2 separate regions of the Homo sapiens genome follow, and region 2 is linked to region 1. Evidence: read pairs that join two places in POLR2A ChIA-PET (ENCODE). Cell type or tissue: PC-9. All regions are shown on one strand. Links, peaks and the distances in the headings refer to the core of each region. The heading gives the core; the rest is flanking DNA.

Region 1 (15,639 bases), core at 2,950-10,949:
ACCGCTTAGAAGATGGGAGCCAGGATGGGTGCAGTGGCTCATGTCTGTAATCCCAGCACTTTAGGTGGCCGAGGCAGGCAGATGGCCTGAGCCCAGGTGTTCGAGAACAGCCTAGGAAGCATAGGGAGACCCTGTCTCTACAAAAATAAAAAAACTAGCCGGGCATGGTGGTATGCGCCTGTAGTCCTAGCTACTCGGGAGGCTGAGGTGGGAGGAATGCTTGAGCCCGGGAGGTCGAGGCTGTGGTGAGCCATGATTGCACCACTGCACCCAGGGATCATGCGTCCCTGTCGTTTCGAGCACCTTGCCTCCCTCTTGACATCGGAGCCTGGAAAATTTCTGTGCCATGGCTCAGCGTCATCTGTCTTGTTAATGTCAGAGCCAGAACACGAACCAGCTCTGGCTTCCCGTGGGACCGGGCTCTCGCTTGTGTGACCACGTTAATAGATTCCTTGGAAGAATGATCTAAGGAATTTGGACCAAATCTTCCAACAAGAAATAAAAACAGCTGCCATCTGTTGAGTTTTACTGTGCTTGGGCCCTGTGCAAATAAACACCCTACATAAGTGCCAACAGCCCTTAAAAGCCTATCATGACTTCCATTTTATAGATGAGAAAATAGGGGCTTGCCTGGAGAGGTGAAATAACTCAACCAGGGTCCCACAGCGGAAATATGGCAAAGTGTATGGTTTTTATTTTTAAGCTGTATGACCTTCCAGGAAGTAACAATGAAATGGCAGTGCTGAGACCCTGAAAATACATGGGCCGATGGCCAGATGGCAGGGCTATTTGGGTAAAGTGGGAGAGACAGCTCCCTTGAATGGTGAGAGGGAGGAGTCAGGTGGCCCCCTGGATGGAAGATGGTTTCAGGCAGAGGAAACGTCAGGGGCAAAGGCCTGGCTTGGGGATTGTGCTTGGTGCTTTTGAGGAATACTAAGAATGCCCCTCTAGGACATCTCTGAGAAAGTTGATGGGAGAGGCCGGCTCTTTGGGCTCCCGGTCGTTGATTTATCCAGTTCATTCCCAGAGTGTTTAGTGAGCACCTGCCATGTGCCAGATACTGCCCCAGGTTTTTCCACGAGCTCCAGCAGCTGGTCAGTTGTGGCCACCTGGGGAGGGCCCAAGCGCGTCTCCAGGGCCTGTCACTGCTCCTAGGATGATGACTCTCACTCGGGGCACAGCAGTCAGCACTGGGCGTTCTGCTTGCAGGTGGCCTTGTGCACATTTGCCGTCTACGTGACCATTGACGAGAACAACATCCTGGATGCCCAGACAGCCTTCGTGTCTTTGGCCTTGTTCAACATCCTCCGGTTTCCCCTGAACATTCTCCCCATGGTCATCAGCAGCATCGTGCAGGTACAGGGGGAAGCTGGGGCGACTTCCGAGAGGGGGCCTTGGGGTTCTAGGCCACGAAAGCATGGAAGTGCCCCCGAGCGCAGCCTCTAGATCACACTCCCGGTCGGGCTCCATGAGGCCCGGACAAAGGCTGCCATGCTTTCGTCTGGTCATGCCTGAAAGAAAGAAAACACATTTGACTTCTTGACAGAGAACTCGCACTTGAGTATATGAATCAAGTTTAATGCAGCAGGGCTTTCCCATGCTCTGGAAGAATCTTTCCGAAATACTCTGTTCTCTTCAGCCTGTTCCTCCGCCATTCCTATCCTTTTTTTAAAAAACGTAGCTCTTGTCTGACTTGATTGATTTTACAACCCACTGATAGGTCTTGACCACCCACGCTTTGAGAAACCCCAACCTTACAGCCGGGCGCGGCGGCTCATGCCTGTATTCCCACCATTTTGGGAGGCTGAGGCGGGTAGATCACCTGAGGTCAAGAGTTCGAGACCAGCCTGGCCAACATAGTGCAACCTCATCTCTACTAAAAATACAAAAATTAGCCAGGTGTGGTGGCGGGTCCCTGTAATCCCAGCTACTCGGAAGGCTGAGGCAGGAGAATTGCTTGAGCCCAGGAGGAAGAGGTTGCAGTGAGCCAAGATCGTGCCATTGCATTCCAGTCTGGGTGACACAGCAAAAACTCCGTCTCAAAATTAAAAAAAAAAAAAAGAAAAACCCCAACCTTACGGCCGGGCATGATGGTACATGCCTGTAATCCCAGCACTTTGGGAGGCCAAGGCAGGTGGATCTCTTAAGCCCAGGAGTTTGAGACTAGCCTGGGCAATATGGTAAAACCCTGTATGTAAAAAAAAATAAAATAAAATAAAATAAAAATAAATAAATAAATAAATAAATAAATAAATAAATAAATAAATATGTTTGAAAATTAGCCAGGCATGGTGGTGTGCCCCTGTACTCCCAGCGACTCAGAAGGCTGGGGTGGGAGGATCAGCTGAGCTTGGGAAGTTGAGGCTGCAGTGAGTCATAGTCTCACCACTACACTCCAGCCTGGGTGAAGGGAGTAAGACCCTGTTTTTTTTTGTTTTTTGTTTTTATTTTTTAGAAACAATGTAGACCATGTAGAATCTCTAAAATTCCTGCCATTGACTGTGTAAGGAGGGGTGGCTTTCTGTTTTGTCACACTTGGGCACTACTGGAAGCTCCTGTCACTTTTCTGCACTGTTTTCACATTCTTTTTCCGAGCATTGCGAACATCCCTTTTGAAAACTCCATTTTAACTACATAGGCAAATCAACCGTAAAATTTGGTAGTACAAGGCTGATAGCAGGCTTTGTCAAAAACAAAAAAATCCATTTTATTATGAAAAATGTCAAGTGTACACAGAAGTAGAATAGCTTAAAGTTTGTAAACTGGCATTAAAAGAAAAAGAAAAAGAAAAAAAAAGCCAAGCATGATGGCTCACACCTGCAATCCCAGCATTTTGGGAGACCAAGGCAGACAGATCAGCTGAGGTCAGGAGTTCGAGACCAGCCTGGCCAACATGGGGAAACCTTGTCTCTACTAAAAATACAAAAATTAGCCAGATGTATTGGTTGGTGCCTGTAATCCCAGCTAATCTGGAGGCTGAGACACGAGAATCGCTTGAACCTGGGAGGTGGAGGTTGCCGAGGTTGCAGTGAGCCGAGATTGTGCCACTGCACTCCAGCCTGGGCGACTGAGTGAGACTCAGTCTCCAAGAAAGGAAATAATACAACATGAACCCCGTGTACACATCACTCAGATTCAACATCGGCATTTTTTGGCTGGGCGCAGTGGCTCACGCCTGTAATCCCAGCACTGTGGGAGGCTGAGGTGGTAGGATTGCTTCAGCCCAGGAGTTCAAAATCAGCCTGGGCAATGAGACCCTTAATCTACAAAAAATAACAAAATGGGTGTGGGGTGCATGCCTGCAGTGACTACATGGGAGGCTGAGGCAGAAGGATCGCTTGAGCCTAGGAGTTTGAGGCTGCAGTGAGTTATGTTTGCACCACTGCACTCCAGCCTGGGCAACAGAGCAAGACTCTGTCTCAAATAAAGAAACCAAGGTTGGGCGCAGTGGCTCATGCCTGTAATCCCAGCACTCTGGGAGGCCGAGGTGGGCGGATCATGAGGTCAGGAGATGGAGACCATCCTGGCTAACACGGTGAAACCCTGTCTCTGCTAAAAATATAAAAAAATTAGCCAGGTGTGGTGGCAGGTGCCTGTAGTCCCAGCTACTCGGTTGGCTGAGGCAGGAGAATGTTGTGAACCCGGGAGGTGGAGCTTGCAGTGAGCCGAGATTGCGCCACTGCACTCCAGCCTGGGTGACAGAGCGAGACTCCATCTCAAAAACGAACAAAAAAACCCAAAACATTTTGCCACAGTTGATTTATCTCATTCTTTTTCAGTATCCCTCCCTTGTCCCTCTTTCCCTTCATTTGTTTTTAATGCTAAACTCTGCTATCTATCCCTTCATTCTTTCCTTTCTTTGCCGAATAATTTTAAAGCAAATCTCAGACCCCTTACATTCTACCCACAAATATTTCAGCATGCATTTCTTCCTACATAATGTAATACCATCATCATGTCTAAGCAAACTAACAATAAGTTTTTACAATAATACTCAGCCCATATCCAAGTTTTCTGGAATATCTCAGAAATGCCTGTCCCATTGGGCTGTTTGAATTGGCTCTGTTGCATTTGCTGTTACGTTTCCAGAGTCCCTTTTCCACCAGGCCTCTGCCCTTTTCTTCTTTTATTTTTATTTTTATTTATTTATTTTTTGAAATGGAGCCTCACTCTGTCACCCAGGCTGGAGTGCAGTGGCATGATCTTGGCTCACTGCGACCTCTGCCTTCCCAGGTTCAAGTGATTCTTCTGCCTCAGCCTCCCGAGTAGCTGGGATTGCAGGTGCGTGCCACCATGCCAGGCTAATTTTATGTATTTTTTTTTTTTTTTTTAGCTGAGGCGGGGTTTCACCATGTTGGCCAGGCTGGTCTCAAACTCCTGACCTCAAGTGATCTGCCTGCCTTGGCCTCCCAAAGTGCTGGGATTACAGGTTTGAGCTACCGTGCCCAGCCATTCGCCCATTTTTTCTGAAATACCTTTTGTGGGCTTTTAAAACAAAGCAGAACCAAACCTGTTTCTTTTTTTGTTTTGTTTAATTCTAAAGTATACACTGGTTCTAAGAAATGTGGGACCTTCAGAAATAAGGGAGGGTGTGTGCCCCTCCACACCTGGGGAAACCCTTGAAAGTTAACCTTGGTTGGTTTTGCAAAAATGCTTTTTAAAAATAACTCTCCCCTGCCATTGCTCTCTGTACAGGCGAGTGTCTCCCTCAAACGCCTGAGGATCTTTCTCTCCCATGAGGAGCTGGAACCTGACAGCATCGAGCGACGGCCTGTCAAAGACGGTGTGTGTGTGTTCAGTCCTGGCTTCTGGAAGTGGCCGCCTTCCCATCTCCCACTGGGTCCTCCCTACTTGCATTTCTTTCCCTTGGCTGCCCTCAGGTTTGACTCTGCCCAGCCGCTTGTCTGCGAGACCCCGGGGGACAAGGGTTCTGCAGAGCCTGCAGAAGGGAAGGGAAGCCTGGCCTCCTGGGCTTCTGTCCTGTCTCACACTTCCCAGGAGGGTGAACTTGCACTTGCATTTTTGTTTTCTTGCTGAGGGTCAGCAGCTGCTTGAGGCTTCCCCGTGGGAGTCACTTTCCAAGGCTTTGACCTTGATTCTATTCTGGGCTAAATGAGGACTCTGGAGGCTGGCCAGCCTCCATCACCCACAAGCTGTGTAGACTTAGGTCTGAGCCTCAGTTTTATCTAGATAAGGGAAACAAAAGTACCTTTCTTTGGCTGAGTGTTACTTGGATTTTTTTTTTTTTTTGAGACAGGGTCTCATTCCATTTCCCAGGCTGGAGTGCAGTGGTGCAGTCACAGCTGTCACTGCAGCCTTGATTTCGTGGGCTCAGGTGATCCTCTGACCTTAGCCTCCCAAGTAGCTAGAACTACAGGCACACACAGCACCATACTTGGATAATATTTTGGTATGTTTTGTAGAGACAGGGTTTCACCATGTTGTCCAGGCCGGTCTCGAACTCCTTAGCTCAAGCAATCCACCTGCCTCAGCCTCCCAAAGTGCTGGGCTTATAGGCATGAGCCAGTTCTCCTGGCCTTTTTTTTTTTTTCAATATTAAATTGTTTTATTTGGAGAGACAAGGTCTTGCTTTGTTCCTCAAGTTGGTCTTGAGCTCCTGGGCTCAAGGATCCCTCTGCCTCAGCCTCCCAAAGTGCTGGGATGACAGATGTGAGCCACTGCACCTGGCCATGCATTTTTATTGGCAGGTTTGTTTGTTTTGTAGCTTGTTAATTTATCGTTTCCCAGCCCATCCCCCTGAGCCAGGGATGTTGTTTGTAACCATCTCTCTAGGCACTTAATAATAAATATTAGGCCGGGCACAGTGGCTCACGCCTGTAATCCCAGCACTTTGGGGAGCTGAGGCAGGTGGATCACTTGAGGTCAGGAGTTCGAGATCAGCCTGGCCAACAAGGTGAAACCCCGTCTCTACTGAAAATACAAAAATTAGCTGGACATGGTGTTGGGCACCTGTAATCCCAACTACTCGGGAGGCTGAGGCAGGAGAATCACTTGAACCCAGGAGGCGGAGGTTGCAGTGAGCCAAGATCGCGCCACTGCACTCCAGCCAGGGCAAAGAGTGAGACTTCATCTCAAAAAAAAAAAAAAAAATAATAATAATAAATATTAATGGCACTAAGTGCAGTGACACGTTCACTTATAAAGCCTCTGTCATGCACATGCCATTCCAAGGATGTCAATGTCCCAACTTGTCCATTACTCACCATGGTACCCCTGGAGGAGGGTGATGGAAACCCCCATTTTCCAGATGAAGAAACTGGTCTCTGAAACTTGCCTGAGATTGCACAGCTGATCAAAAGAAGAACCAGCATTCACACCCACAGCCCATCGGTAGAGTCCATGCTCTTCCTGGCCATAGGGTGTTGCCTCACTGAGATTTACTGAGCACCTACTATGTGCCAAGCATTGTGAGAAGTGCTCTGTGTGCACTGCCTCATAGACACCCCATCACAGCCCTCTGAAGTTGATTGCATGATTGTCAGCCTTATTTTACAGATGAAAAAGTGAGGCACAGGCTGGGTGCAGTGGCTCCTACCTATAATCCTAGTACTTTGGGAGGCCAAGGCTGGAGGATTGCTTGAGGCCAGGAGTTTGAGACCACCTTGGGTAATGTAGTGAGACCTCGTCTCTACAAAAATTAAATTCACCAGGCATGGTGGTGCACCTGTAGTCCTAGTTACTTGAGAGGCTGAGGCAGGAGGATTGGCTGAGCCCGGGAGTTCAAGGCTATAGTGAGCTATGATCATGCCACTGTACTCCAGCCTGGGTGTCAGAGTGAGACCCTGTCTCAAAAAACAAACAAACAAAGGCACAGAGAAGTTAACTAACTTGCCTGTGGCTACCCAGGTACGAAGTGGTAGCCCCAGGATTCAAACCCATACAGTCTGGCTCCAGAGTCCAATGTCAGAAGATTGAATGTGTGTAAACGTCGGTTATACCGCGTGAGCTGTGTCTGGCACCTCGCAGGCGCTCAGGTATCTTTAGTGGCACCTAAAACGTTTGACACGTTTGACACAGCACCTGGTGCATAGAAGATGATAAACAGATCCTGGGAGTTGTCACTTCTCTGGTCTGAGCGAGATGGTCTCAGCATCTTCAGCTCAGCCCCCTGGTGTGGGGTTTTTTATCCTGGGCGCTACTGACATCTGGAGACACATTGTTCTTTGTGGTTGGGGACTGTCCTGTGCACTGTGGGATGTTGAGCAGCAACCCTGGACTCTACCCATTAGATACAGTAGTATCCATCCCAATTTTGGCAACCAAAAATGGCTCCAGACATTGCCAGATGTGCCTTGAGGGACACAGTTACCTCCAGTTGAGAACCGTGGCCCAAGTGGATGCTGGACTCTTCCTCCCAACACTCCTGGGCTGTGGTCATCTGGTTTCTGCTGTCCCAGTGTCCCACATCCCCTCACATCATAAGGCAATGATTCCATCTACTCTGGGGTCAAATTTCTCTGCTAACCACAGGCTGAAATTTGAGGTGGCCGGCGGTGGGTGGGGGGTGGTTTCTTGGTACTGAAGTTGTTCACAGCTCAATGCAAGCATCAGGAAACCCCTAGGCCCCTGGGTGCCGCCCGCACCCCAGCCCCTCCTTCCTGCCCTAATAGTGGCCTCCTAGGTGGTTGGACTTCCTGGAATGTTTAGCACGCTCTAGCCAGTGGGGGCCCCCTTGGCTGCTCCCAGCTCCCAAGCTAACCGTTCTCTGCAACCTCTCTGTCTCCAGTGGCTTTTCTTAAATTCCTTAAATAGCAACTCCCAGTTTCCTCATTCCACGTCCACTCGTAGAAGAGCTGAGGGAGAAAGTTAATCTAGGTTAACCAGCACCTTCCTCTCTCTCTAGGTTTTTTGTTTTTTTGATGCATGGAGGAAGTTATTTCTTCATTTGACAACTTAAACAAAAAATACTCCTGTATTATCTCCAGATGGTCTTAAGGTGGCTCATAATTCAGAGAGCTGCTTTTCTGTTTTTTCTTTTTCTTTTTTTTTTTTTTTTTGAGACAGAGTTTCACTCTGTTGCCCAGGCTGGAGTGCAATGGCACGATCTTGGCTCTCTGCGACCTCTGCCTTGGTTTCAAGCGATTCTCATGTCTCAGACTCCCGAGTAGCTGGGACTACAGGCATGCGCTACCACACCTGGCTAATGTTTGTATTTTTAGTAGAGATGGGGTTTCACCACGTTGGCCAGGCTGGTCTCGAACTCCTGACATCAGGTGATCTGCCCGCCTCGGTCTCCCGAAGTGTTGGGATTACAGGCATGAGCCCCTGCGACTGGCCTGCTTTTGTTTTAAGTGAGAGACATGAAGTAAAAGGAAAATAACAGGAAGAAGAGTAAAAGAAGACAGAGGTGCTAGGAGCTTTAGAAGTGTGGAGCTGGCCGGGCATGGTGTCTCATGCCTGTAATCCCGGCACTTTGGAAGGCCGAGGCAAGCAGATCACTTGAGGCCAAGAGTTCGAGACCAGGCTGAGCAACATGTCAAGACCCCACCTCTACAAAAAATACAAAAAAAAAATTAGCTGGGTGTGATGGTGCACATCCTGTAGTCCCAGTTGCTCAGGAGGCTGAAGTGGGAGAATCGCCTGCGCCTGGGAGATGGAGGTTGCAGTAGGCCGAGATCGCACCACTGCGCTCCAGCCTGGGTGCAGAAGCCAGATCCTGTCTCAGGAGAAGACAGAAACATGGAACCAGTTAACGTGGGCTTTGTCTCCGACACTCTCCCCTTCCCTGTGCCCTCGTACCACACTTCCTGTTCCGTATCCTCTTTTTTTGAGTTTATCGTGATGGATGTTTTAGAAAGATCCACCTGCTGTGATGTGCTGTGTGTAGAGTGGTGTGGCTGGGGGAGGAAGACAGAGGACCTGGGGAGAAGGGTGAACGACCTCCCTTTGCACCTCAAGGAGGGCCCAGCGGTCTGATGCTGGCCACCCCAGTGGAGAGAGGTTTGCATGTGGACGCCAGCTGTTTCCCACTGACCTTGGCCACTGCTCGGCCCTCCCAGCTGGAGCTGCCCCGAACCTGCCTGAGAAGGGCCAGGGCATCGAGAGCATTGAGTAATTCTCATGCGGCCCCCGCCTCTGCAGTCATCTCCCAAGATGATCGTCCAGATGGCGCAACCCCATCTTACAAGGACAAAGCTGCTTGCAGTTTCCTTCTGCTTTCTGGGTCTGGGGCTGCCTCCAGAACTGCAGGTTGAGTTTCTTCTTTCAGAACCCGTGGCTGATGTCACCAGATAATAATGCCTAGCGCCATTCGTGCCAAGCGTCTGGGGTTGAACCATTCAAGCAGAGAAAGAGAGTGTTCTGTGCATGTGGAGTCGCACAGCTCAGCCTGTCCCTGACATGTCTCTGTGCTTTGTAGGCGGGGGCACGAACAGCATCACCGTGAGGAATGCCACATTCACCTGGGCCAGGAGCGACCCTCCCACACTGAATGGGTAAGCCGGGACGTGGACACACGTGATGGTGTGGAGAGAGCCACAGGGCTTTTGTTAAACGTGGATTCGAATTCCCACCGTGCTCCCTCTCTGTGACCTTGAACAACTCACTTTGCCTTTCTAAGACTTAGCTTACCCATCTGGACAATGGGTGCAGATACACCTGCTTAGGCTGTCGTGAGAAGCAGACACACATGCCTAGCACAGAGGGTTCCCTGGGATTGTAAGTTACAGCAGCCTTGGACAGCTAGACTTAGACAATACAGGAGATTCTTGGCTTGCGTAACTGGGAAGTTCTACTTTCAGGTGCGGTGTGATCCAGGGACTCTGCCGTCAGAACTTTCTTCATATTTTCTGTGTTTCACTTTCTCCTGGTCTGCTTTATCCTCACGCATCCTCTCCCCTTGTGATGGTAAATGGTCCCAACAGCTCCCACTGTGTATCCCACTGTTAGGAGAACTGCCTGCTTCTTATTGACCCAGATTGGGTCCTGTGCCCTCTGTGAGGCAATCGCTATGCCTTCAGACACTGAGTGTGCTGATTGGCCAGTCTCAGTCAGGGGCTGTGATGCTGCTGAACTCCAGTGCCCCTCAGCTGCCCAGCTCACCCTTTCTTGCCAGCTTTCTATCTGGCACCCCACACCCTACAGTCCTTACCTTTCCAAAGCACATGATGTCTAGGAAATTGACCTTATCCCCAGGCAACTTGTCAAGCACCTCTCATTTTGTTCTGACCAGAGGCCTTGATCAACAGCTTTTTAGGCCCCCTTAAGGAATCCGCAAAACACAGGGGTGATGGGACCCTTTTAGAGGTTTAGCTCATGCCTGGGTAGCCAAATCACTGCTGTATTTTATGATGAAGGAGAGAAACTCTCCAGAGAAAACAATCTGTAGAAGGCCTGCATTGAAAATTCATGGGGGTACTGCATGCTTAGGAAGTTCTTCCTTATGTCTAACTTAAATCCTGCCTGCTTCAATTGTAGCTGTTCTGTCTTGTTGAGCTGCACAACTAATCTGTATCTGTGTCCCTTTCCTGACCCAGTGGTTTTCCTGTTCAGTTACCTTCCCCCCATGAGCCCCCAGAACCTTTCTCTAACCCTTTTCTCTCATCAGCCTGTAAGAATATTTCAGTCTCACGTGGACAGTGGCAGGTACTGTCTCACGTGGACAGTGGCAGGTATTGTCTCACTGGGCTTCCTGCCCACTCAGGCCCCATAATCCTTTCCCCTCCCAGCACAGGAACAAAAAGCCTGATGAGTGTCACCATGCAGCAGTGTCATAAGAATGAAACAATCAGTGACAGCAACGACTATCAGCATTTCCACTAATACTCTGAAATCAGAAAGGTGGCAGTTAAAAAGCACAGAATCCCAGCACTTTGGGAGGCCAAGGTGGGCACATCACCTGAAGTCCGAAGTCTGAGACCAGCTTGGCCAACATGGTGAAACCCTGTCACTACTAAAAATAAAAAAACTAGCTGGGCATGGTGGTGCATGCCTGTAATCCCAGCACTTTGGGAGGCTGAGGCGGGCAGATCACTGGAGGTCAGCAGTTCGAGACCAGCCTGGCCAATGTGGGGAAACCCCATCTGTACTAAAAATACAAAAATTAGCTGGATGTGGTGGCGCTCGCCTGTAATCCCAGCTACTTGGGAGGCTGAGGCACAAGAATCATTTGAACCTGGGAGGCACAGGTTTCAGTGAGCCAAGATTGAGCCACTGTACTCCAGCCTGGGCCACAGAGTGAGACTCTTGTCTCAAAAAAATAAATAAATACTTAAGTAACTAAATACAGATAAATAAAAAATAAAAGCACATTCCATATAAGTGAGTCCAGCAAAGGTTTGGATGTGCCCTCCCTTCCCTGGGAGGATGGAAACCCTGCTCTGGAGGTGCCGTCGGCAGTGGGAGTGGCCTGGGGTTGACCTGCCCCATTGACAGCCGGTCTTACTGGGTGAATGCTGAGCTTATTTTATTTTGCTTTCTGCTGTTCGTTAAAGGATGATTTCAATAGAGACATCTTCCTGAAATTCAACTCAGATTTATTCATATGCGTTTCCCTTTTCAACCCTTTGGTGGCTCCCGGCTGGCAGAGTTCAGGTGTCTTAGCACAGCGTCCTTCCAGGGCATATTTCAAGGTGCTCCCAGGTCTGGCCACTACCTACCTCAGTGCCATCGCATCCCTGGTTACACCCTGTGCCTTCACCCCTTTACACCTTTCTCCGGCTCTCCACATGTTTCTGTGTGTGGGACACTCCTGCTTTTTGTCAGAGTTTTTTGGTTTATTTATTTTCTGAGACAGAGTCTCACGCTCTTGCCCAGATCGGAGTGCAGTGGCACGATCTCAGCTCACTGTAACCTCCGCCTCTTGGGTTCAAGTGATTCTTGTGCCTCAGCCTCCTCAGTAGCTGGGACCACAGGCCCTGCCACCACCACGCCTGGCTAATTTTTATATTTTTAGTAGAAACGGGGTTTCACCATGTTGGCCAGACTGGTCTCGAGCTCCTGACCTCGTGATCCGCCTGCGTTGGCCTCCCAAAGTGCTGGGATTACCAGCACTGGCATGAGCTACCGTGTCCGGCCCCAGTTTGTCTTGAGGTGTCCTCTCCTTTCAGACCTTGCGTCATGCCCCCAGTAAAGTTTCTGCCTCTCCGAGGGGCAAAAACTGTTCCAGAAGCCCACTGTGACAGGATCCCTCAGGTTACTCCCTGCCTCACTTCTCTAAGGGACACCTGTCACCTGCCTCCCACCTGGAGGCCCCCTGAGACAGGTCACTGAACTGAACTCAGCAGTAGAAATGGAAGGAATGTTGAGGCCTTCAGTGTTTAGTACAGTCTTGCCTTCTGTCTTTCTCTTTCTCTACTTGGGGTAAATTGAGGCTCGGTGGCCATGGGCATTAGCCCGGCAGGCCTCATTCAGCGTGGCTGAGCCAGGTGTGTTGTGTCGTTTCAGCATCACCTTCTCCATCCCCGAAGGTGCTTTGGTGGCCGTGGTGGGCCAGGTGGGCTGCGGAAAGTCGTCCCTGCTCTCAGCCCTCTTGGCTGAGATGGACAAAGTGGAGGGGCACGTGGCTATCAAGGTAGGATGAGGACCAGCGGGGAGGGGCAGTGGGGAAGCTGGTGGTCTGAGGAAAAGCTCAGAAATGATGGTGTTTCTTTTGACTGTCCCTGTGCCAGAAGCGAAAGCAGCAACGTCTCTTTTCCTCCTCCTCCTGTATCTTTCCACTGTCTCTTTCTCTCTCGTTCTTTCTGTTCTGTTCCGTGCTGTCCTAGAAGGCAGGATTTTGGTATCATTTATTTCCATCTGTCTCCCAGCACTTAAAATAGTGCCCAGTATATAGTAGGCACTTAATAAATATTTATTTTGTTACCTCTTTATTAAGCTGTTATTTTATTATTATTATTATCATTATTATTGTGTTTTTTTTTTTTTGAGACAGGGTCAGGCTCTGTCCCGCAGGCTGGAGTGAAGTGGCGTGATCTCGGCTCACTGCAGCCTCTGCCTCCTGGGTCCAAGCGATTCTCCCTCAGCCTCCCGAGTAGCTAGGATTACAGGCATGCGCCACCATGTCCAGCTAATTTTTATATTTTTTTAGTAGAGACGGTGTTTTACCATGTTGGCCAGGCTGGTCTCAAACTCCTGACCTCAAGTGATCTGCACACCTCTGTCTCCCAAAGTGCTGGGATTGCAGGTGTGAGCCACCGCATTTGGCCACTTAAGAAATACTTAGTAGACACACGAAGACTCCCTGGTACGCAGCCTGTGTCTCCTTCCCTTGCGTCTCTGCCTGTCACTGAGTGTCTCTTGGTCTGTTTGGGTCTTTTTGGATTGTTCTTTATCTTTATGGATCTCTGAGTATCTATTCTTATAAATGTAACAAAACAAAAATGTTTATGTGGTTGGAATATTTTCTTAGAACATTTTTTAAAGGGAACAGTTTAAATTTTTAGTGTTGAATTCTTAATATGGAGCTAAAAGAAGACTGCAGTTTTACTGCTTTTAAATACACAGTGTACTTTGAAGTAAGTTGAAATTCCCCAGGAGTGAGCTTAAGAGGCTCCTTTACAAATAATCCCCACTGGAAATCAACAGCCTTTGTTTGCATTTAGTTCACTCCCCATGAAGGCCTTTTCCTAGTGTAACGACACGTCCCTGGAAGTTTTGCTACCAGCATTTCCAGGAGTGTGGTCTGCAGCCAGCTCATCTTGCAGGACATTTGGGCGATAAAGAACCCCAGGCTCAAAGAAGCGTGGGAAATAATGCATACTCCAGCCCCCTCCCTCTTGGAGACTTACAGTAAACATTAGCAAATTAAAGGCTCTGACAAGTCCTGCAAGGAGAAAAAATCTATTAACTGTTTAACCTTATGTGTCCCAGGTGTACTTGTCCGCACCTCTTTAGTGTCTGTGCAACTGCACATTTGTCTCTTGGAATCTGCCTTTGGGAATGTCAAGTTTATGACGTTGTTTGTTGTTGTGGGTTTTGAGACAGAGTTTTTTTTGTTGCCCAGGCTGGAGTGCAGTCGTGTGATCTTGACTCACTGCAACCTCTGCCTCCTGGGTTCAACCGATTCTTCTGTCTCAGCCTCTTGAGTAGCTGGGATTATAGGCACCCACCATTACTGCACCCGGCTAATTTTTGTATTTTCAGTAAAGACGGGATTTTACCATGTTGACCTGGGTAGTCTAGAACTCCTAACCTCAGGTGATCTCCCCATCTCGGCTTCCCAAAGTGCTGGGATTACAGGCGTGAGCCACCGCTCCTGGCCTAGTTAATGACATTGTTTTTATTTCAGAGCAAAACCCTTTCTTTGATTATACAGTGCCTTTAGAAAGTATACATTGTGGTTGGGTCCAAATTAATGACCTTTAGCTGTTGTTTTAAGAAATGTTTTATCATTACTTTCAAGTTCCTGCCATAAAATAAGATGAATGAACCATGAGAGCTAGATTAATGGAAGAAAATTCCAAATCCCGATGGGATCCACATTGCTTTCTGTTTCCTTAACCCCAGCTTTCTGCTATCCTGGCACTATTAGCATTTCAGGCCAGATGATTATTTATTATTGGTTGTTTGGCCTAGGTAAGGGGAGTGCTAGAAATGTATATAAAATATTTATCTTTTCCCAAATGTTTTAGTTGGTGTGGTTTGTGTATATTATGTCTGAAATTTCTGTGGGTTCTATGGTAAGGCACCACTGTTGACATTTTGGCTTTTTAAAAGTTAGGATATTCAAGTCAGCAGGTTAATTATTTGAGAATTTAGAGTAAGAATGAGGGTACCTGGGACCTGCTGTCAGCTTTGCCCTCTCTAGAATTCCCTTATTCAAGAATCTTCTGGCTGGGCGCGGTGGCTCACATCTGTAATCCCAGCACTTTGGGAGGCTGAGGCAGGTTGATCACCTGAGGTCAGGAGTTTGAGACCAGCCTGACCAGCATGGCGAAACCCCGTCTCTACTGAAAATACAAAAATTAGTGGGCCTGGTGGTGTGTGCCTTTAGTCCCAGCTACTCAGGAGGCTGAGGAAGGAGAATCCCTTGAGCCCGGAGGCAGAGACTGCAGTGAGCTGAGATCTTGACACTGTATTCCAGCCTGAGCGACAGCAAGGCTTCGTTTCAAAAAAAAATCTTCAGGGGCTCCCCTTGCCCCTCTGATAAAGCCCATGCTCCCCACCAAGTATAGGCCCCCTTGCTGTCCCTGGTGTGTTTTCTGCCAGTCGTTCCCTCACAGGATTGATCGATGTTCCTGTCACGCTGGCCTTTCTGTTCCTTGAATGTGCCAAGTACTTTTCACTTCCAGGCCTTCGCATGTGCTGTTCCCTCGGACTTGAATGCTCTTCCCTCTTCTCCTCATGAAACTGACTCATTCTTCACTTTTTGGTTCTTGTCTAAACATATGTTTGAGCTGAGCATGATGGCTCATGCCTATAATCCCAGCACTTCAGGAGGCCAAGGCAGGAGGATTGCTTGAGGCCAGGAGTTTGAGACCAGGCTTAGCAACATGGCAAGATTTTGTTTCTACAAACGTAATAAATATATAGAGAATTAACTACCTCAGCATTTTCATTAGCAAAATACACAAAACAAATATCCTTACTCTAGCCTTTATTCTCATGCTGTTTGTGATACCTGACATATGGAAATAAAAATAAGCCTTTGAAATGGATGCTTGATATAGGAGTCTTTGC
Region 2 (14,384 bases), core at 1-8,000, 200 kb before region 1:
TGCATCCATATATAATTTTACCAGCAGGGCCTCCCAAAATGTTGTGTAAGTATAGTTTAAATGGATTTCATTAATAAGTTTCTGCATTTAGATAAAAATTCTTGGCTAATCTGTAAGAAGTGAACACTGACTAGCATTGCCAAACAGAAAATCAAAAGTTTCAACAATTTGCAAAGCAGCACAGAATTGACACCCTAAAGAGGATGCCAATTTTGCTAACTACAGCTCTTACCACTCTTCTCCATGGAAAACCTTTAAGCTAAATGTTGTCAGTGTTTAGGTGTGCAGGCAAAATTTAATTCTGAATATACCATCGAACTTTTGCCAATCAGGAGCTGTCTATCATCATAGTCAGTTGTTTTCAATGAAATGAGCCTGTGGACACTACATTAAAAATACTTCTTTAATAAATATCGAAGTAGCGTATTAGAGATAGCACATACTATTTTTCTATCCCAAGAATAAAAATTGATGTTTGGTAAGAGTTTCGGAGCCCAAACAAGTAGGGGGCTGGCCCTCTTCTGGCTCATCTGTGATTGCACAACCGAGGGCCACACGGAGATTAAACAATGCCATCTTTGAAAAATCCCTTTCTGGTATTTCTCCCAAAGCCTGTCTCTTCATGCTTACTTCACATTCTTTATCTAATAAAATAAACTCTTTGTTTTATTTACAGCAAAATTATTACAGCAAATTTACTTCTCCTCTACCTTTTAATTAAATCTTCCAGTAAGCCAAAGTCTAAGGAAAGAAAAAGTACATTGTTGCCTATTGAAAAGGTAATACAAAGCCCTTTCATTTCCTTACAAACTTTAAGGGCCTTTATAATACTTCCTAAATGGCTGGGCTCAGTGGCTCACACCTGTAATCCCAGCGCTTTGGGAGGCTGGGGCACACAGATCACCTGAGGTCAGGAGTTCAAGACCAGCCTGGCCAGCATGGTGAAACCCCATCTCTACTAAAAATACAAAAACTACTCCGGTGTGGTGGCACAGGCCTGTTTTCCCAGCTACTTGGGAGGCTGAGGCAGGAGAATCACTTGAATCCGGGAGGCAGAGATTGCAGTGAGCCGAGATCGTGCCACTGCACTCCAGTCTGGGTGACAGAGCGAGACTCCATCTCAAAAAAACAAAAAATACTTCGTAAAAACAATACTTTTTTTTTCAAGTCAAATCCAATAAGCTAGATGACAAGAGTTAGCTTTTATTCACAAATGTAGTTAAACATGAGGGGTGTTTTGTAGAAACTCCAATTTCTACAAACATTAGTGGTGCATTTTGGTAACATTGGGACAATAAATAAGTTATTTAATTAATAATACAATTTTAAGACAAAAGATACCCCAAACAAAGCATTATCTGTTGACTGCCTGAGAAACATGAAGATCTTCAATGTTAGTACTTTTCTGTTCCTCCTTTCTTAGGTGGTCATCTGAAATGCACAGAAACCAATGTTAATACTTATCCCAAGTCAAAACACACAGATAGGTAGACATAGCTACAAATATCTTAGGATGTTACATATTTAATATTCTATGAGTACTTTAGATGGTTTAGGACAATGAAAAAAACCCATTATTTTTTAAACACTATTGAAGAAATCAGAGGCCAAGCGTGGTGGCTCACGCCTGTAATCCCAGTACTTTGGGAGGCCGAGGTGGGTGGATCACCTGAGGTCAAGAGTTATAGACTAGTCTGGCCAACATGGTGAAACCCCGTGTCTCCTCAAAATACAAAAATTACCCGGGCGTGGTGGCAGGCGCCTGTAATCCCAGCTACTCGGGAGGCTGAGGCAGGAGAATTGCTTGAACCTGGGAGGCAGAAGTTGCAGTGAGCCAAGATCGTGCCATTTCACTCCAGCCTGGGCAACAAGAGTGAAACTCGGTCTCAAAAAAAAAAAAAAAAAAAAGAAAGAAATCAGAAATGTCTGGCATTAGGGACTCTAATTATTCAAAAGAGTTTCTTGACTTTTTTTTTGAGTAGAGTACAACCTGCAGTAAACCCATGCATAAGTAGTTACAAACCTCTCTCTTACATGTAAGGAATGAAATTTGCAAGAAAGGACAAGGTGTTCAATCAGCATTTTGAGGGTTGCCAAAGCTCTTCAATTACAACACAATGAAAACCACTTCAAATAGATCACCTGAGGTCAGGAGATAGAGACCCTGTCTCTACTAAAAATATAAAAATTAGCCAGGCGTGGTGGCGGGCACCTACAATCCCAGCTACTTGGGAGGCTGAGGGCAGGAGAATCGCTTGAACTCAGAAGTGGAGGTTGCAGTGAGCCGAGATCGTGCCACTGCACTCCAGCCTGGGCGACAGAGCAAGACTCTTGTCTCGAGAAGAAAAAAAAAGAACCTAGAGACTTAATATCCTAATGCAACAAAAATGTAATGCAAAAACTAGATTCTTGAGAATATATGAACCCCAAACACTTTCTACAACTGATAAAACATCTTTCTTGCAACAACTTTGATAATAGGAAAAAATATATACATAAATTTAGATAAGCTGCTAGAAAATGCAATTTTATCACTGGGTTTTCTAATTCTACAATGTGATTATACACACGCTTTATTAGTTCTCAGCTGCTTATTCTCAGTGCCAATACTACTTTAAGGGTCTGGAAAACAGATGGAAATCTCTCTCCCTTTATTTTAGGTAACTTTGCTGGACAGAAAAAAAATTAACAATTTCCTCAGAAGGTAACAATTTTAGGTCTTCTAGAAAAGTGTTATAAAAAATGAAGTCTACTATGCTTGATAGATGTGCAATAAAGTTAAGCTGATGACTGTCCCTATTATAAAAATCTGGTCTTTCATTTACAATAAAAATCTTCGCCAGGAATGTAGTCCCAGCTGTAGTCCCAGCTACTTGGGAGGCTGAGGTGGGAGGATCACCTGGGCCTGTGAGGTCAAGGCTGCAGAGAGCCATGATTGTGTCACTGCACTCCAGCCTGGGAGACAGAGTGAGACCCTATCTCTTAAAAACAAAAAAAAAAAGAAAAAAAATGTGTGTGTGTGTATATATATATAAAGTTGAATAGCAAAAACTACTTTGCCTTCAAGATTACAAGCACTAACAGCAGCAGTACAAATGCACTGGCTGTCATTTCAAAGGTGGGTGTGCCTACATAAACCCTCTTCATTTTTTTTCAGCACTGAAAACTTGGATGAGAGAAGCACTTTTTCATCTTGGCATGCTTTGGACTTACTTCTTTCTTTCCTTTTTTTTTTTTTTTTTTGAGACAGAGTCTCGCTCTGTCGCCCAGGCTGGAGTGTAGTGGCGCAATCTCGGCTCACTGCAACCTCCACCTCCTGGGTTCAAGCGATTTTCCTGCCTCGGCCTCCCGAGTAGCTGGGACTACAGGCGTACACCACCACGTCCAGCTAATTTTTGTATTTTCAGTAGAGACAGGGTTTCACCATGTTGGCTAGGCTGGTCTCGAACTCCTGACCTCAAGTGATCTGCCCACCTAGGCCTCCCAAGGTGCTGGGATTACAGGGGTGAGCTGCCGTGGCCTGGCCTGAACTTATTTTCAAGTAAAAGCCAATTTAGTTTCAGGGTTTGATATTTCTGTTGAATGAGCTTCTGTGGAGACAAGGTGCTGTGATGTAGAATAAGGATTTTAGTATCTTCATAACCTTTTCAATGCTGTCAAATAAGAGTTACGGAGACAGTAAGCTAGAGTTGAGGAAGTAAATGGAAAGCTTAAGTGTGTTACTGAAACATGATGCAGTTCTGGCTGACAACTTTCAAGGCACTACACAAAGAGGTTGTGTCAATAAAATTTTTGATGACCAAGAAAATAATTTGCAAAATCACTGTTCTTCCCCGATTCATTCAGCAGTCATCCTCATTTCTGAGCTGTCTGCAGAGCTTTCCACAGAACAGGCACCCAAGGTGGCTTTACTGACTTGAACTCGATTCTGATGTTCCTGGCACTTTAGTGGTGTACAGGTCGTGTGTCTAGGTGTCTCTTTCCCTCCCTCCCTCCATAAATACCTTTCTCTCTATGGTGTATGCGTAATCTACCGCTTTCATCTCAGAAGAACAGAAATTGGTTAGGAAATAGTGTTCCTTATAACTTTCTTACTAGTCATGAGCCGTGAGTATTAACAAGGCTGATTATGAAACTTACAAACCAGAAAGTTATTTCTCAAGCGGTTATTTTTCTTTATGGGACTGATAGTATCAATGACTTGGGGTTGCTGTGTTAAGAAGTGTTAAGGTGTACAATATCCACTGGTGACAACTGAACTCAGAAACTCATATTGTCATATATTCTTGGTAAGTGTATAGACTGATAAAGCCTTTTTGGAGGGGAATTAGACAATATCTACTACATTTTTAAATATGCATATCCTTTGAACCAACAACTCTACTTTAGGCATCCACACAAGAGAAACGTGTAGACAAAGATACAATGTTACATCACAATACTGTAATGTGTGGACAAAGATACAATGTTACATCACAATACCGTAAAAGCAAAATATTTAAAACTAAATAAGAGTGATTATAAGGTGGGAGAGTAGCCTGGGCAACAGGACAAGACCCTGACTGCAAAAAATTAAAAAATAAGCGAGGTGCAGTGGTGCACCCCTATAGTCCCGGCTACTTGGGATGCTGATGTGGAAAGACTGATCCCAGGAGTTTGAGGCTACAGTGAGCTATGATTGTGCCACTGCACTCCAACCTGGATGACAGAGTAAGACCTCATCTCTAAAATTAAAAAAAGGATGATTGTAATAATACTCTGGAATATGAAACAAAGTTAAAAACGAGATCTACACGTATCAACAAGTAAAAAAAAGCAAATTGCAGGATAACGTGCACCATAACAATGTATATATATTTAAATACACAGAAATGAGTCCCGAAGGGGCTGGGCATGGCCAGATGCAGTGGCTCACACCTGTAATCCCAGCACTTTGGGAGGCCAAGGGGGGTGGATTGCCTGAGGTCATGAGTTGGAGACCAGCCTGGCCAACACAGTGAACCTCATCTCTACTAAAAATACAAAAATTAGGCGGGTGTGGTAGCACATGCCTGCAGCCCCAGCTACTTGGGAGGCAGGAGAATCACTTGAACCTGGGAGGCGGAGGTTGCAGTGAGGTGAGATTGTGCCATTGCACTCCAGCCTGGGTGACAGAGTGACAGTCCATCTAAAATTTAAATAATAATAATAAAATAAAATAAAATAAATAAAATAAAATAGAAATGAGTCCCAAAGAATACCCTGCAAACTGCTAACAGGGACACCTTCTATAAAAAGGGAGAAGAATTGAGGAGTTAGGGAGAGGCAAGAAGGAAGAAAGGAAAGTTAAAGGGAACTTTTTACTATTTAAAAAATTTAGAGATTTACTCATGTACTTGCACTATTAATGTTTTATTTTGCTCGTTAAGTACTTGCCAATTAGTAGGCAGTAATGTCAGTTCCTTACCAATCCCTAAAAAGAGAATTTGGAAAACTTCTCCATAATCTATATGTGGAAAGGTATACGGGAACAGCAATCAAATGTGCTGATTCTGCTACTAATTATCTGCTACAGGTCTTAGTTGAGTTACTTAACCTCTTAGTATTGGAACCTTCTTAAAGTTTTCTCAACTATGAAATAAGTAGATGGGAATGACTTATTTTCCAACGTTCCATCCAGTTCAGCATTCTAATATATATAGAAAGATATCTCCTAGTGCAGTCAGAAACCACCTCCAAAATAGGTTATCCTGATTCACTGTTTACTTTCAGACCTCAAGAGACACCAAGCATCTAACACGGTCACTACTGGTCATAGCAGTTTAGGAAACTACAAAGGCAATCCACATTTTAGGCGTTTCCTAAAAGTTTCCTAAAAGTTCGTGTCAACATTCAAGATTTACATTTGTTCTGATAATTGGCAGCCTAAACCCCACCTTTAACTGTCCTTAAAAATTGACCAGCTCTTGGTTGGGCGCGGTGGCTCAAGCCTGTAATCCCAGCACTTTGGGAGGCCAAGGTGGGCGGATCATGAGGTCAGGAGATCAAGACCATCCTGGCTAACACAGGGAAACCCTGTCTCCACTAAAGATACAAAAAATTAGCCGAGTGTGGTGATGGGCGCCTGTAGTCCCAGCTACTTGGGAGGCTGAGGCAGGGGAATGGCATGAACCCAGGAGGCAGAGCTTACAGTGAGACGAGATCACACCACTACACTCTAGCCTGGGCGACAGAGCGAGACTCTGTCTCAAAAAAAAAAAAAAATTGATCAGCTCTCTACCACAACTGAAAACACTGAGCTATAACCCACTCAATTCAAATGGTGAAAATGGGATCCCATTGCTGGGATAATCAAAATAAGTCAGGGCCAGGTACAGGCTCGTGCCTGTAACCCCCACACTCTGAGAGGCTGAGGTGGGAAATCACTTAAGACCGAGTTCAAGACCAGCCTAGTGAACACGGTTGAGACTTCCATGTCCACAAAAATTAAAAAATTAGCTGGGTGTGGTGCCTGAAGTCCTAGCTACTTGGGAAGCTGAGGCAAGAAGGTGAGAGGATTGCTTGAGCCCGGCAGTTCAAGGTTACGGTGAGCTATAATAGCACCACTGCACTCTAGTCAGGCGACAGAGTGACTAGAAAAAATACATAAAAATTTATGTATTTTTATGTCTCAAAAAAATACATAAAAATTTATGTATTTTTATGTCTCAAAAAAATACATAAAAATTTAAAAGCTACCAAAAGCTCATTTAAAAAACAGGCAATCTGAAAGAAATGTGGGCGATTCTCCTAACAATCTGTAACTTGTAGGTAACTTCCACTGTAACATAAACAGTATCCTAAAAATGCAAATGACTTCTCTATCTGTATTTAGCAATCTTACCTTTTATTTTGCAGTCATGGAGAGGAAAAAAAATAATCACTTGATAAAAAGCTATTTATTCAGTATACCAAGGATCTAAGCTGCTCCAAATACTTACAATTTACATGAAAATTGGAGTTTTCAGTATTTTTTTGTTTTTTTTTAAATTTAATTAATATAATTTTTTAATTAAAAAAATAGAGATGGGGTTTCACCATGTCACTTAGGCTAGTCTCAAACTCCTGGCCTCAAGCGATCCACCTGCCTCGGCCTCCCAAACTGCTGGGATTACAGGCATGAGCCATTGTGCCTAGCCCAGAGTTTTAAATACTTCTATAAAGAAATTACATCTAAGAATTCTGCCCAGTTATGCCTCCCACCCTTCCCTGTCCAAGATTCTTTACAAAAAGCATTCTGTTTCTTGGAGTAACATAGGCTAGACATATTAGATATAAGCAGAATTAAACTATGACTCAAAAGCTCAGTAAAGACTCCAAAAGAAAAATATATAGGAAGAAAACATATTTGCTGACAGCTAAATGATGAATCTTGGAAAACTCATACCCATTGGCTTTCTTCTACTAGGTTGTCTGCCAAGACTTGGGTCTGAAGGCTGAAGTGAAGGCCCTTTCAGAAATGCATTCTGGATGCCATCCTTAGTTCCACGCAAGAAATGGGCTAAAATCCCATATAAAAGAGGTCTATAGCAGGAAGAAAACAAAACAAAACCAAAAGCTAATAAATCTGCATAAACGGGAAAAGCTTAAAACATTTATTCTTTAAAAGGTAACCTCTGACATCAAAAAGACCAAGTGATTCACTAGACTTTAAAAAGCGGCATGATTATCCAAAATGCAAATTGTTCATACTTTTAAATTTAAGAGTACCACTTAATTTCATGACAATTTTAAAACCCAGAGAAAACATGTTAACAACTTAAACCTCATCTACACTGAAATATCATTTCTATCAATCCACAGGAATCTCTTTTAAACTCCAAAGTCCAGTAGAGTATTTCCCAATACCTAACCCCATCTAATACACAACAGGTATTCAATAAACACCTCTTGATTAATAAGTCCTTGCCCTGAAAAAGTCTTAGGTCCTGAGAGCCAGGTGACCTGAGTTCAAATTCTGGCTTTGCCATTTGCTAGCTGTGGGACTCTGTGTAAGATTCTTAACCTCTCCAGCCTCATAAATGTTTCTTCCTTTATAAATTAGGATAAGCACCGTCCCTCCCTTATAGGGCTGTTATGCACTAAATGAGTTAATAAATGTCAAGTGTTTTTTACTGTGCCTGGCACATATGAAATGGTATATAAATGTTAGCTCCTGTGTAGCTAACATTTATTTAGATTAATATTTACATTACCTATTATTTTAAAATCTTCTTTATAGTTTACAGAACGTATACCTCTTCTCATCTAATCCTCATCGTGTAATGTCAAGATCATCAACTGCAATTTATAAAGGAGAAAACCACAGCCAGGAGATTTGCTAGAGATTCCCCCAGATAGTAAACAAAGTTTACACTTGAACCCCAAATCCCATATTGTTTTCCTTACAGTGTGCTGCCTGGGAATTTATATTAGTACTCTTGCATCAAGGAAAGCTGCTCTGCTGACAATCAAGAGTGGTACAATGGAAATGTTTTCCTTTGTTTCCAATCTCAAATTTGAAAACACAATTAAAAGGATTTAATCTTTATTTTTAATTTTTGTGGGTACATAGTAGGTGTATATATTTGTGGGGAGGATTTATTTTTTGAGATATGTATCTATTTACTAGCTGGTATAATGGTTTACAGTACGACGCTCCCTTCCAAAGATGGAATCTCATTGCCCTCTGAGTGTGAGCTGAACTCACTTCTAACTGGCACAAAGCTGACTTCAGAGGCCACGTGGTAATGGCCCTGCAGCTTCCTCCTTGCTTTCTCTCTTGGATTGCTGCCTTTGGGAGAAGTCAGATGCCTCAGGACACTTCAGCAGCCCTGGAAAGTTACATGCAGTAAGGAATTGAGGCCGCCTGTCAATATCATTATGAGTTTGGAAGCAGATAGTTCAGCCACATTCAAGGCTTCCGACTACAACCCTGGCTGGCATCTTGACTCCAACCTCAAGGGGGAGCCTGAGCTAGACTTACGTGACTAAGCCAATCCCAAATCCCCGAATATTCCACAAATAATCTATGTTGTTGTTCTAAGCTACCAAATTCTGGAATAATATCACACTAATTTTTCCATGCCACAGGGAAACCAGGAAAGTAAGTTTCTTTATTTAATAAGATGCCGCAACTCTTATGAAAGCGTCACCTAGTAATATAAAACAGGTCTCTTTGTTTACTTTAATCTTCCCCAAAGTGTTAACTGGTTCAAGATGATTTTTAAATGTTAAAAGTTTTATTTTTTAAATAAATATTCAAAAAAATGTACTTGTGATTAAAATTTTGGGTTGGACATGGGGGCTCAGGCCTGTAATCCCAGGACTTTGGGGGGCCAGCCTGGCCTCAAACAGGAGTTTGAGACAGCCTGAACAACATAGCGAGTCCCCTAGCTCTACAGCAATTTTATTTTAAATTAGCCACAGAAGGTAATATGCACCTGTGGTCCCAGCTACTTGGGAGGCTGAGGTGAGAGGATCGCTTGAGTGCAGAAGGGAGAGGCAACTTGCAAATTCATGGATTAAGGTTTATCTTTTAAAATAAGTTTCAAAAAGATAAAGAAAAGTGCGGCCTCACAATAACTTGCCTGTAATTCTGAAATGCAAAATTCTGAAAACTGGATTCTCTTCATATATCTGGCAAAAAATCATCAGATGGCAAGGGTTGACCTAACAAGGCTATTAACAAGGCTATTACAGACTTTATCTTACTTTGTGTGAAAACATTAATGTGCTGGGTGTGGTGGCTCAAGCCTGTAATCCCAGCACTTTGGGAGGCCAAGGCAGGAGGATCACCTGAGGTCGGGAGTTCAAGACCAGCCTGACCAACATGGAGAAACCCCGTATCTACTAAAAATACAAAATTAGCCGGGTGTGGTGGCATGCTCCTGTAATCCCAGCTACTCAGGAGGCTGAGGCAGAAGAGTCACTTGAACCCAAGAGGCAGAGGTTGCAGTGAGCTGAGATCATGTCATTGCACTCAAAAAAAAAAAAAAAGAGAAAGAAAATATTAATGTGATTGTGGAATACTACTTTAGGACTCCCTGGCACATACATGTAGTATTTGGTAGATGTACCATATTACTTTTTTTTTTTTTTTAAAGAATTGAAGTCTTGGGCCGATGGCTCACACCTGTAATCCTAGCACTTTGGGAGGCCGAGGCAGGAGGATCATGAGGTCAGGAGATCGAGACCATCCTGGCTAACACGGTGAAACCGTCTCTACTAAAAATACAAAAAATTAGCCAGGCGTGGTGGCATGCGTCTATAGTCCCAGCTACTTGGGAGGCTGAGGCAGGAGAATCGCTTGAACCTGGGAGGCGGCAGTTGCCGTGAGCCGAGATCACGCCACTGCACTCCAGCCTGGACGACAGAGTGAGACTCTGTCTCGAAAAAAAAAAAAAGAACTCTCGCTGTGTGGCCCACACTGGAGTGCAGCAGCAAGATCATGGCTCACTGCAGCCTCAATCTCCTGGATTTAAGTAATCTTCTTGCCTCACCCTCCTAAGTAGCTAGGACTACAGGCATGTCATTTTAAAACCCGACAGCATTTGGATTTTCAAACATGTATCTGGCCTCAGTGGTTTCAGATGCAGCACTGCAGATCTGTAAGTAAATAATATGAGTAATATGTGACTATGGCAAACTCTGTGAATGCCAATCACTGAAGTGTGAGAAACAAGGGCTTAAAGAAGTTACCTAACTTTTAAAAAATAAAGCCGTTTTAGCAACTTTTTTTTTTGCTTCCTCATCCTCTCTCAAACTTACTTTTTTTTTTTTTTTTGGAAACGGAGTCTCGCTTCTGTCGCCCAGGCTGAGTGCAGTGGCACGATCTCGGCTCACTGCAAGCTCCACCTCCCCGTTTGACGCCCATTTTCCTGCCTCGGCCTCCCAAGTAGCTGGGACTACAGGCATCCGCCACCTTGCCCGGCTAATTTTTTGTATGTTTAGCAGAGACGGGGTTTCACCGTGTTAGCCAGGATGGTCTCCATTTCCTAACCTCGTGATCTGCCCGCCTCGGCCTCCCAAAGTGCTGAGATTACAGGCGTGAGCCAATGCGCCCGGCCTTCTTTTTTAAAAAAATATCAAACATTTCACGAATTTGCGTGTCATCCCTTTGCCGGGGCCATGCTAATCTCTGTACCGCTCCAATTTTAGTTTATGTGCTGTTAAAGTGAGCACAAACTTCTTAATACTTTCATCTGAAGTAGGTATCTCAAAAGCTACCAAGAAGCCAGTAATAGTCATTGCTTATTTCCATCAACTGCTAAATGTAAAATGATGTCTTGTATTAAATGATGTAATAACTCACTGCTCATCCTAAGTCACGCTTAGATTCCCCCAATTATTTTTCCCACTGTTCTCAATTATACAATTTTTATACTTTTCAAAACACTTGTTACCAGGTGCAGTGGCTCATGCCTGTAATCCCAACACTTTGGAAGGCCAAGGTAGGTGGATAACTTGAGCTGAGGAATTGGAGACCAGCCTGGCTAACATGGTAAAACACCATTTCTAAAAAAAATACAAAAATTGGCCAGGCATGATGGTGCATGCCAGCGTATGCCTGTAATTCCAGCTACATGGGAGGCTGAGGTGGGAGAATCGCTTGAGCCCAGGAGTTCGAGGCTGCAGTGAGCCATGATCAAGCCGCTGCACTCTAGAGACCTGGGCAACAGAGTGAAACCCTGCCTTGAAAAAACAAACAAAAAAACCTCACAGCACTTTGGGAGGTGGAGGTGGGCAGATCACTTGAGGCCAGGAGTTCGAGACCGGCCTGGCCAACATGGTGAAACCCCATCTCTACAAAAAAATATGAAAAAAAATTAGCTGGGCATGGTGGTGCACACCTGTAATCCCAGCTACTCAGGAGGCTGAGGCAGAATCAGTTGAACCCAGGAGGAGATTGCGGTGAGCTGAGATGGGGCCACTGCACTCCAGCATGGGCGACAGAGCGAGACCCTATCTCACAAAAAGGAAAAAAGAAAAAAAAAAGAAACAAGGGAAGATGAGAGGAAGAGAAAGAGGAAAATGCCATAAAGGAGTTACTATCTGAACAGGGCCAACAGAAAGGAAAGATGCTCCAATAGAAGTTAAGATGCTCCAATAGAAGAGGGAGAAAGGTGATGTAGGGCTTCTAGGATAAGGGAATGGTTTACAAGGCAAAGCAGCATAAAGTTGCAAAGTGTCTTCCAGGCATAATCAGAAATCAGGTGTGAGCAGATAGAACAACAGACGGGTAGAAAGAGGTGTAAAGTGCTACGCTAAGCAACAGGGACTTCACTATACACACAATGACAAAGGTAGTATATGATCCTGGAACATTAATTTTACACAAGGATTTGTGGGAGAGTTAGATTTAACTGGAATGTCATTTAAAACATTTATATAGTAAAGCAAACAACTTTCAGAACTTTTTTTTTTTTTTTTGAGACAGGGTCTGATTCTGTCACCTAGGCTAGAGTGCAGTGGTGTGATCTTGGCTCACTGCAACCTCCGCTGCCCAGGTTAAAGCGATTCTCATGCCTGAGCCTCCCTAGCAGCTGGGACTACAGGCACACGCCACCATGCCTTGCTAATCTTTTTGTTATTTTTAGTAGAGATGGGGTTTCGCCATGTTGACCAGGCTGGTCTCAAACTCCTGACCTCAGGTGATCCACTTGCCTCAGCCTCTGAAGTGCTGGGACTACAGGCATGAGCCACCACGTCTGGCTAGAGATGGGGTTTCCCCATGTTGTCCAGGCTAGTCTTGAACTCCTGAGCTCAAGTGATCCTTCCACTTCAGCCTTCCAAAGTGCTGGCATTACAGGCACGAGATACCTCACTTGGCCTTAAGAACTTTTAGGATGAGAAAACGTAAGGCTTCAAAGAAAGTTCTAGATTTAAAAAAAGGCTGCTTTAAGCTATGTTCTCAGGTCTCCTATGTACTTTTTTTTTTTTTTTTGGCTATACAGGGACTCTCCAGAAAAAGTTTAAGAAACACTGAAATAGAAAAAAACTAAGAAAACTAGAAAGTGGTCATCCTCCTTTTCAAGAGCATAGTTGGTGAGAGGAGGTACACAGAGGGCAAAGGACAGAGTAATAGTAACGAAAGCAGTGGGCTGATTCAGTAATCTTGGTAGAAAAAGGTATTCGAGCAGAAGCTTGGGGTTGGAAGTTCATAGTTTTTGTTTTTGTTTTTGTTTTTGTTTTAGGAGAGGAGAGATCTGAGTACATTCCTAAGTTGGAGTGAAGGAAGAGTTAAATATGAAGAAAACAACTGACAAGGCAAAGTCTCAGAGGCCAGGCATGGAGGGCTCACACCTGCAACCCTAGCACTTTGGGAGGCCAAGGCAGGAAGATCACTTGAGGTCAGGAGTTCGAGACCAGCCTGGGCAAAAAAGCGAGGCCTTGCCTCTACAAAAATAATTTGAAAATACAAATAAAAGTTGAAATTATAAATTAAAAAACAAACAAAGCCTTAGAAGGACAAAGGATCAAGAAGTCAAAAGGAGCTAACTCCAGAAAGAAGATGCTGAGTCACTCTGAAGCCATGTAATTGTAGCTTCAGCAAACACAGATCTCATCTGACTTATTCACTGCTGCACACCCTGGATTTAGGACAATGCTTGACACACACTAGATCTGAATAAATACTTGAATTAAAATGAAGTAAAACCACCATGGTGCAATTATGACTCAATACAATATGTGGAAACTTCTTTAAAAAAATGTCTTACATTGTATTATCCTTTGATTCTTCAAATGCATTTAGTTCATGGATGAGAAACTGTCTGTCCAACGGAACTACAGGTTGACCAGATTCTGGGAGAAATAAATTCATGAGAACACTCAGTCTATTAAACTAAAAAGCAAATAAGATTTTGAAAAGAATCACATTTACCAGACATACACTTTTTAGATTTTGGAAGAATGATGACAACACACACCAAGACAGATCAAATTGCCTGTGATTTTATGACTTTCAAAATATCTCTTTTGTTAAATGCATGTCTTAATACAGTTTAACATAAATTCACTTTTTAAATTCCCCAGTGTTTGGTTGGAAAAATACCATTTCTATATCCAAATTATAATACTAAATTTTGGAAGTCTGTTTATCAATAACTTATTTTTGAAAAGAATATCCACTTGGTGACAATACTTATAAATAAAAATTAAAGTTAACCTGAAGTGTGGGGCAGCTGGAACTTTCACACTTTGCTGGTGGGAAAGCACAATGGTACAGGCACTTTGGAAAACAGTTGAGCAGTTTTCTTATAAAGGTGAGCGTGCACTTAACCACACAACCCAGCAATCTCACTCTTAGCTTTCTACCCAAGATTAATGAAAACTTATGTTCTCACAAAAACCTGTATGTAAATGTTTATGGCAGCTTGATTCCT

What was found. ChIA-PET counts read pairs that join two places held together with the same protein. Peaks named below come from ENCODE experiments on the same cell type or tissue, not always from the same donor. Only the 100,000 strongest peaks of a DNase experiment are listed, where the experiment ranks them.
Region 2: POLR2A ChIA-PET joins it to region 1 with 12 read pairs; 6 of 35 experiments call an interaction of 5 or more read pairs at or near these places.

The regions. Positions count from the first base shown.
Region 1 is chr16:16,066,947-16,082,585 of GRCh38, forward strand. ABCC1 (ATP binding cassette subfamily C member 1 (ABCC1 blood group)) reads left to right here. Exons shown (of 31, transcript NM_004996.4): 13 at 1,210-1,356; 14 at 4,696-4,783; 15 at 9,380-9,455; 16 at 12,406-12,532. Among named protein-coding and RNA genes, the nearest start is that of ABCC1, 130 kb to the left of the region's middle. RefSeq lists enhancers at 7,798-8,515, 8,516-9,232. In PC-9, for the core only: no CTCF peak of the experiment used is centred there; a DNase peak (open chromatin) is centred at 7,725; H3K27ac peaks cover 2,589 bases.
Region 2 is chr16:15,866,086-15,880,469 of GRCh38, forward strand. CEP20 (centrosomal protein 20) reads right to left here. Exons shown (of 5, transcript NM_144600.4): 3 at 13,719-13,803; 4 at 7,406-7,542; 5 at 1-1,431. The coding sequence ends at 1,355. It also overlaps the pseudogene RNU6-213P. Among named protein-coding and RNA genes, the nearest start is that of CEP20, 15 kb to the right of the region's middle. RefSeq lists enhancers at 12,747-13,946, 13,387-13,681. In PC-9, for the core only: no CTCF peak of the experiment used is centred there; a DNase peak (open chromatin) is centred at 4,116.